Linked DNA regions of Homo sapiens: region 1 is linked to region 2. Evidence: chromatin loops called from intact Hi-C (ENCODE). Cell type or tissue: HCT116. All regions are shown on one strand. Links, peaks and the distances in the headings refer to the core of each region. The heading gives the core; the rest is flanking DNA. Region 1 has its middle 32 kb from the start of HABP2. Region 2 overlaps TCF7L2 (transcription factor 7 like 2).

Region 1 (2,915 bases), core at 202-2,701, 380 kb after region 2:
GCCCAGGTGCTCCCAGCGCCCCGACATACCTAATGTGCCCCCAAGACACTCATGCAAGTTGGAGTCCATAACTTAGGCCCTCACTTGGGACCCAAGTATACAGACAGTTACCTCTGTATTCTGTCAACCTCACCACAAGCCAACAGAGACCCAGAGAGGTTAAATGTCAAGTCCAAGTTCACAGAGCCAAGATGCAGACAAAGCCTAGATTTGAATGGCCATGTGAGCTCTGGCCCCTTCCTATACCCAGTGACTCAGGTCAACTGGCAGGATAGCTGTTGTTTGCCATAGAATCTGGGCAAGGCTTAAGCAGCAGAAAAGGGGAAAGGGCCATTTGGGGAAAAGAGCTCAGGGAGAAAAAGCAGGGCTGGAAACCCACCTGCTCGGGGACTGTGGCTGCTTTTCTGAAGACAGAGCTGGGCCCTCAGCCCGCCTCCAGCCCAGTGCAGGAGGGGGCTGGGAGGGCCCCTCATGTTCCTACCCAGCCTTGCACAGGCCCCTTTGGGCTTGCTCCAGAGGAAGATCCTGAATGGTCTGGCTGGAAACTCCCACAAATCTGCTCAGGAAGGCTATCATCACAAGAACTTTCTAGAAAAGGAGGTCCCCATTGCTCCCTTTTAGTCAGAGCCTAGAGCTCCACTCCCATGGATGGTTATAAACCTGACCGAAGAAGACAGGGGAGCGTTTCAGGAATCTCATTCCAAAAATAGCCATCAAATTTCAAATTCCAGCCCACAGCAAGCAGTACAAAGATTCATATCCGCTCCAGTGATGTCTCTGGCTGCCATTCCCTCCTCCCTTTGTCTGGGATTCCTGCCCCAGCCCCCGCACTGGCCCCTGCCATCTCTATTTAGTGAGCTCCCAGACCTTCTCCAAGACCCTGTGCAAATGTCACCTCCTCAGAGATGCCCTCCTGACTCTCTTAGAGCACAGTGCCTCCTCTGGTGCTTCCGATGCCTCTTGGAAACCTGTACTAGGTCTCTCAGTGTACTTGCCCATCATCTCCCCTAGATAGTACAGTGCTTGTAATACAGTAGGTGCTCAATAAATGCAGGTGGAACAAATGCATGCATGCATAAATGGCCATTTTAGCTTCGTTTATGCTGGAAGTTGCAGGGAAGTCATTAGATCTTTGCATCAGCCTGTTGAAGTGCATTTCATCTGAAGATTGTATGACAGTGGTCATAATAAAAGAAACAGTAATTGCTGCCAAGGTCTCTGCTCGCTTGTGAAGCCTGGATGGAGAGGCTGGTCGGACTTGGTCCTGGTAGCCTTGTCTTTACTGTCCTCTTGTGGCCAAAAGTTGCTGCTGCATCTGGAAAAGCTGGCAATTTCAATGAGGCCACAGGGGGATATTTTTACCTGTTGGAGCACAATCTTTTTGGGATCCCTGAGTCATTTTGAGCCCAGTTCCCCATAGACTGTATGTAATGTGATCCTCCTTCTCGGGCCTTGAAAATATGTTAAAATAAATAATAAGCAGCAATTGATAGGGCCTGAGCAGCCGCAAAAAGAGCATTAGAGACTCCATCAACTCTGACTTAGGCCTGTGTTAGGTACTTGGGTGTGGAAGGGAAAAATATAACAAAGTGTGTGACAAATTTATGCACTCAGAGACTTTGCTGTCTATTTCTAACACCTTCATCAAAAGTGAACAATACCATACACTAATAAACAAAAATACCCATTCATCTAGTAGCCAAGGTTTGGAATCAAATGGCCCTGGATGTGTATCCTGGCCCCACCACTGATTGCCTAGGTGACCTCGAAGGAGTCACTTCGTTGCTCTGAATGTCGTTTCCTCATCTGCAAGATGGCCTTTTAGGTGTACCCCCTTCCTCCTTCGCAAAACTATAATGATTAACTGAGATGACATGTGTCAAGCCTTAGCATGGTGCCAGCACAGAGTAAGTTCTCATAAAAGCTAGCCATTATTGTTACAAGTAAGGTTTTTAATTGTCTGATGCAGAGAGAGAACCGGGTGAGATGTGATAAAAACCTGGGTAAATAGACTCTTCAACATGGTTTGTTTTTTTGTTTGTTTGTTTTTCGTTTTTTGTTTTGTTTTGTTTCGTTTTGTTTTGAGACAGCGTTTTGCTCTGTCACCCAGGCTGGAGTGCAGTGGTGCGATCTCGGCTCACTACAGCCTCCACCTCCTGGGTTCAAGCAATTCTCCTGTCTCAGCCTCTCAAGTAGCTGGGACTACAGGCATGTGCCATCATGCCCAGCTGATTTTTGTATTTTTAGTAGAGCCAGGGTTTTGCCATGTTGACCAGGCTGGTTTTGAACTCCTGGCCTCAAGCGATCCACCTGCCTCAGCCTCCCAAAGTGCTAGAATTACAGGCATAAACCACCGAGCCCAGCACCACCATGGCTTTTTTAAAGGCAGATATCTCAGGTATTTTTCTTCTCAGAGCCCATTGCAATCCTGTGTTTATTATTAATATGATAAATTGGTCATGGGCAAGGTGATCCATAGGGCTGCCATTGTCCCAGGCTGCATGGAGGAGGCAGGCTGCTATCAGTTGGCTCTAGCCAGAGTCTGTTTGCTTCGCTCTTTCCCGCCTTACGCATGGCAGACATCACTAATCGATTACAGATCTCTTTCACATAGATCATGAATATAATTTCAGAATTATTCTCATAATACAGCTCCAGGCAGTTATAACAGTTAAGCAGAATGGGAAAATGGCATACAATCTAATTTACCTTTCCAGCTCTTGGCACATGGGTAGATTAAAGATGTATAGAGGAAGGAGGAGAGCATTTTAGCTGGAGGCAGTAAAGGAAGTTGAATTATGAGTGAGAGATCTGATAGGAAAAGGAAGGAAATTAAAGACAGGCTGGGTTATGGAGCCCCTTGACTTCAGGCTGACTTAAAGCAGTAGGCAACAGGGAATCGCCAAAGGCTGCTG
Region 2 (2,915 bases), core at 166-2,665:
CATGGTATAGTTTTGACTGAACAGGAAAAAACTAGTTGGCTAGGCTCAGGTGTGCAAAATAATACTGGGAGAGGTGTTAGTAGCCAGAACACAGGGCTCCACCTTTTGTTGGAATCGCCTTCATATGTATATCTAAGAAGATGGAGACTTAATTTTTAAATCTCACACTCAGTTAACTCCATTATTGCCCAAACGCTATCTTCCTCTTTTGTTGTAAAGTAGAGAAAGAGGGTTTTCCCCACATCTCCCCTTAGTCCTGCTTAGAAGATGGCTGTGGGATTTGTGCTTCTTTACTGTAGACAGATCATGTCATCTGGACAGCTTCTTCCTAACAATAAAAATAATATTAATAATAAACCACTGTAATAGATAATAAATAACAAACTTATCATGTGCTAGGTTCTGTGCTAAGCCTTTTCCTGGGTTCCTTAAGAACTAGGATTTGATTCATGATCAGAACCCATGGCTCTTTGCCTCTGTGCTTGCCTGTGTGCGTGTGGTCCTCATGGCGGAACACAAGAACCACCCACAACACCCAGCAAGCAGGCCCAGGATGCTTGGGTCCTGAGCCCAGACCCACTGTGAATGAATTAGGGCCTACTGAGAGATTTCCTAGGATTGGGGAATCTGAATGAGTGAAAAGCATCCCGGGAGATGCTTGACTAGGGGCTGACTGCTGCTGGTTCTGATGCCCACCACTAGCCCTTTCTCTTCCCATGTGATCCTTCTCCTGGCTGATGGTGGTCCTGCTCCCGTGGCACTTGATCAGTCCTTCCACCCCTTAGTAATCATCTTCCCTTCTCTGGGCTATGGGTGGTTCTCCCCACTGGCCCTGGTGTTTTTCCACACTCACTTTAAACTGTCTGGAGCTGGTCTGCTTTCTTTCATGTCAGCGGGTATGTATCTTTCCAACCAAAGAGAAAACTTCTGGAAGGCAGCAACAGTCATTTGCCCTGCCTCCTAACAGTCTCCACTTTGTCCGTGTCTGTCTCTTTCCCTCCCTTCCTCTCCTTTTCCCTTTTCCTTCTCCACCTCAGCACACAGTGGGAGCTTCCTTGTTCCTTATTTCTCAAGTTGTCCTGAGCAAATCTTCCTCTTAAGGAATCCTTAGTGCCTGTCCTTGAGGTGCCCAGCACTGGCTGTGGGCAGCAGCCCTTCACCCTGGCCATGGCCTGCCCCGCCCTTCATGGCTGCCCCTTTTATGGAAGTGTTGCTGGTTTCCAAAGCTCCATCTGCTTTGGTGGCTTTTAGCTTACTTGCTTTGATGCAAAATTGGTAGCACATAACACAAAGCTCCTGTAAGCAACCTGCTAGCCCCTTTCTCCAAGAGTCCAGTTATACATAGGAATTGGTAAACCAGGCTGTTGGAAACGTTGACTTCTTTTTCTGTAGTTTTTTTCTGGGGCATCTAGAGAGAATGCCTTATTTTTCTTTCCACACATAACCACAAAAAAGTTAAAAGCACTTTTTAAAAGACACTTTCCCCTCAATTACCTGTGGTAAGAAATGCTGTTCTTATATTACATTCCTTCCTCACCCATTTAAAAAAAAAAAAAAAAAAAGGACAAGAAGAGAAATAGTAAAGAGAACTAACTGCTTAGTGATCCCTCAGCTCAACAGGCACTAGTGGGCAGCACTAGGACCTTCCTTCTTTTCTTTTAATGCAATTCCTTTTCCTTGATGTTAATGCAAGTTGTGCCTTCCTAAAAGTAATAAAAGGAAATGAAGACACGTTCTGAAATGAAACTTGACTCTAATCCATTCATCATCTAATACTTGCCTCTTTATCTTCGCTGGTACCTAATCTGGTTAAATGTCCCTGTTGTAGGATTTTAGCGAAAATCCTCTATGGGGAATAGGGTTTTTTGCAATTGGATTACTCTCAGTAAATGGCCCAGTAGTTCGCTTGTTTCAGCTTAATTTTTTCTTTGTGATCTTCCTGGGCTAAGTTATAGCACAGAGTAGTGGAGTGGGGAGGGGTGGACTGAGCGGGAGGTGGGGGAAAGAGGAGGAGAATAATTTGGGAAAGCCTGGGCATGGCAACTAGAAACATTTTTAAAATGCTTTTCTTCCCCCCACCCTGCCCTCTGCTTCTCTCCACTGACCCACCCTTCCCAAACACAAAAATGCCTGTACTTTGTTTTTTAGAACTGCCCATTTCTAAAATGCATACCTTTTATTAGCCCAATTCGTCATCATCCAGTTAATGTATTAGCGTTCCCGGATGACTTTCTAATGAAATTCCTAATGAATCAGGGCTGCTGTAATCTGCATAAAATATGCAGGTGCTTGTCAGGCAGTTTAGAGCTTTCTGGTAAAGTTCACACTCCCACCCAAACCGTGAGTGGGGTTTTGCATCCATGCTGTCTGTGAAGGATTGTAGCATGCCCGCTGTTTCTAAGGGCAGGGAGGGGATAGGAGCTGTCGGGGGGTGGCTAAGGAGGCTGGCTGGGTGGGATTTGGGCCCTGCCAGTTTCTTGTAAGTGGTGGTTTTCCTAGATGGTCCCCTGTGCAGCCTGCGTGCCTCCTGGAGGTGGGGCCTTGGGGTAGGAGGTCCCCACAACATGTGGAAACGCAGTAGGCATGGGAGATTGAAGTCTCCACTTCTGACTCACCTGCTAATGGGAAAAGTGCAGACTCTTGGGCTCCATAATGGGGTAGGGGTTGAGAAGGTATTTTAAAAGCCAGGCTTAGTGGGGAAATAAAAACTAAAGCAGACCCACCCAGAGAGCTGTCTTACAACTATCTATTATTTTCACATGGACTGGGGGGAGTATGGGATGGGCAGAGTTGAGTGCATCTTAGAAAATCCAGGTGAGAGGCTGTGGCCAAGGGAACCCACGGGCCCGGTGCTCTGAAGCCCTGGGCTGCTGGAACCGGCTTGACGGTGTCTTTCTCTGTTCTCCTCCCCACAG

What was found. Hi-C counts contacts between places; a loop is a spot of excess contacts. Peaks named below come from ENCODE experiments on the same cell type or tissue, not always from the same donor. Only the 100,000 strongest peaks of a DNase experiment are listed, where the experiment ranks them.
Region 1: it touches region 2 in a loop (2.0-fold over the local background); 5 of 110 quality-filtered maps call a loop at or near these places.

What each region holds. Positions count from the first base shown.
Region 1 is chr10:113,520,095-113,523,009 of GRCh38, forward strand. No RefSeq gene overlaps it. Among named protein-coding and RNA genes, the nearest start is that of HABP2, 32 kb to the right of the region's middle. In HCT116, for the core only: a CTCF peak has its summit at 1,307 (motif pointing left); DNase peaks (open chromatin) are centred at 1,287 and 2,567.
Region 2 is chr10:113,138,269-113,141,183 of GRCh38, forward strand. All of the region lies in intron 5 of TCF7L2 (transcription factor 7 like 2), which reads left to right. Among named protein-coding and RNA genes, the nearest start is that of SNORA87, 94 kb to the left of the region's middle. In HCT116, for the core only: a CTCF peak has its summit at 1,614; no DNase peak of the experiment used is centred there; H3K27ac peaks cover 811 bases.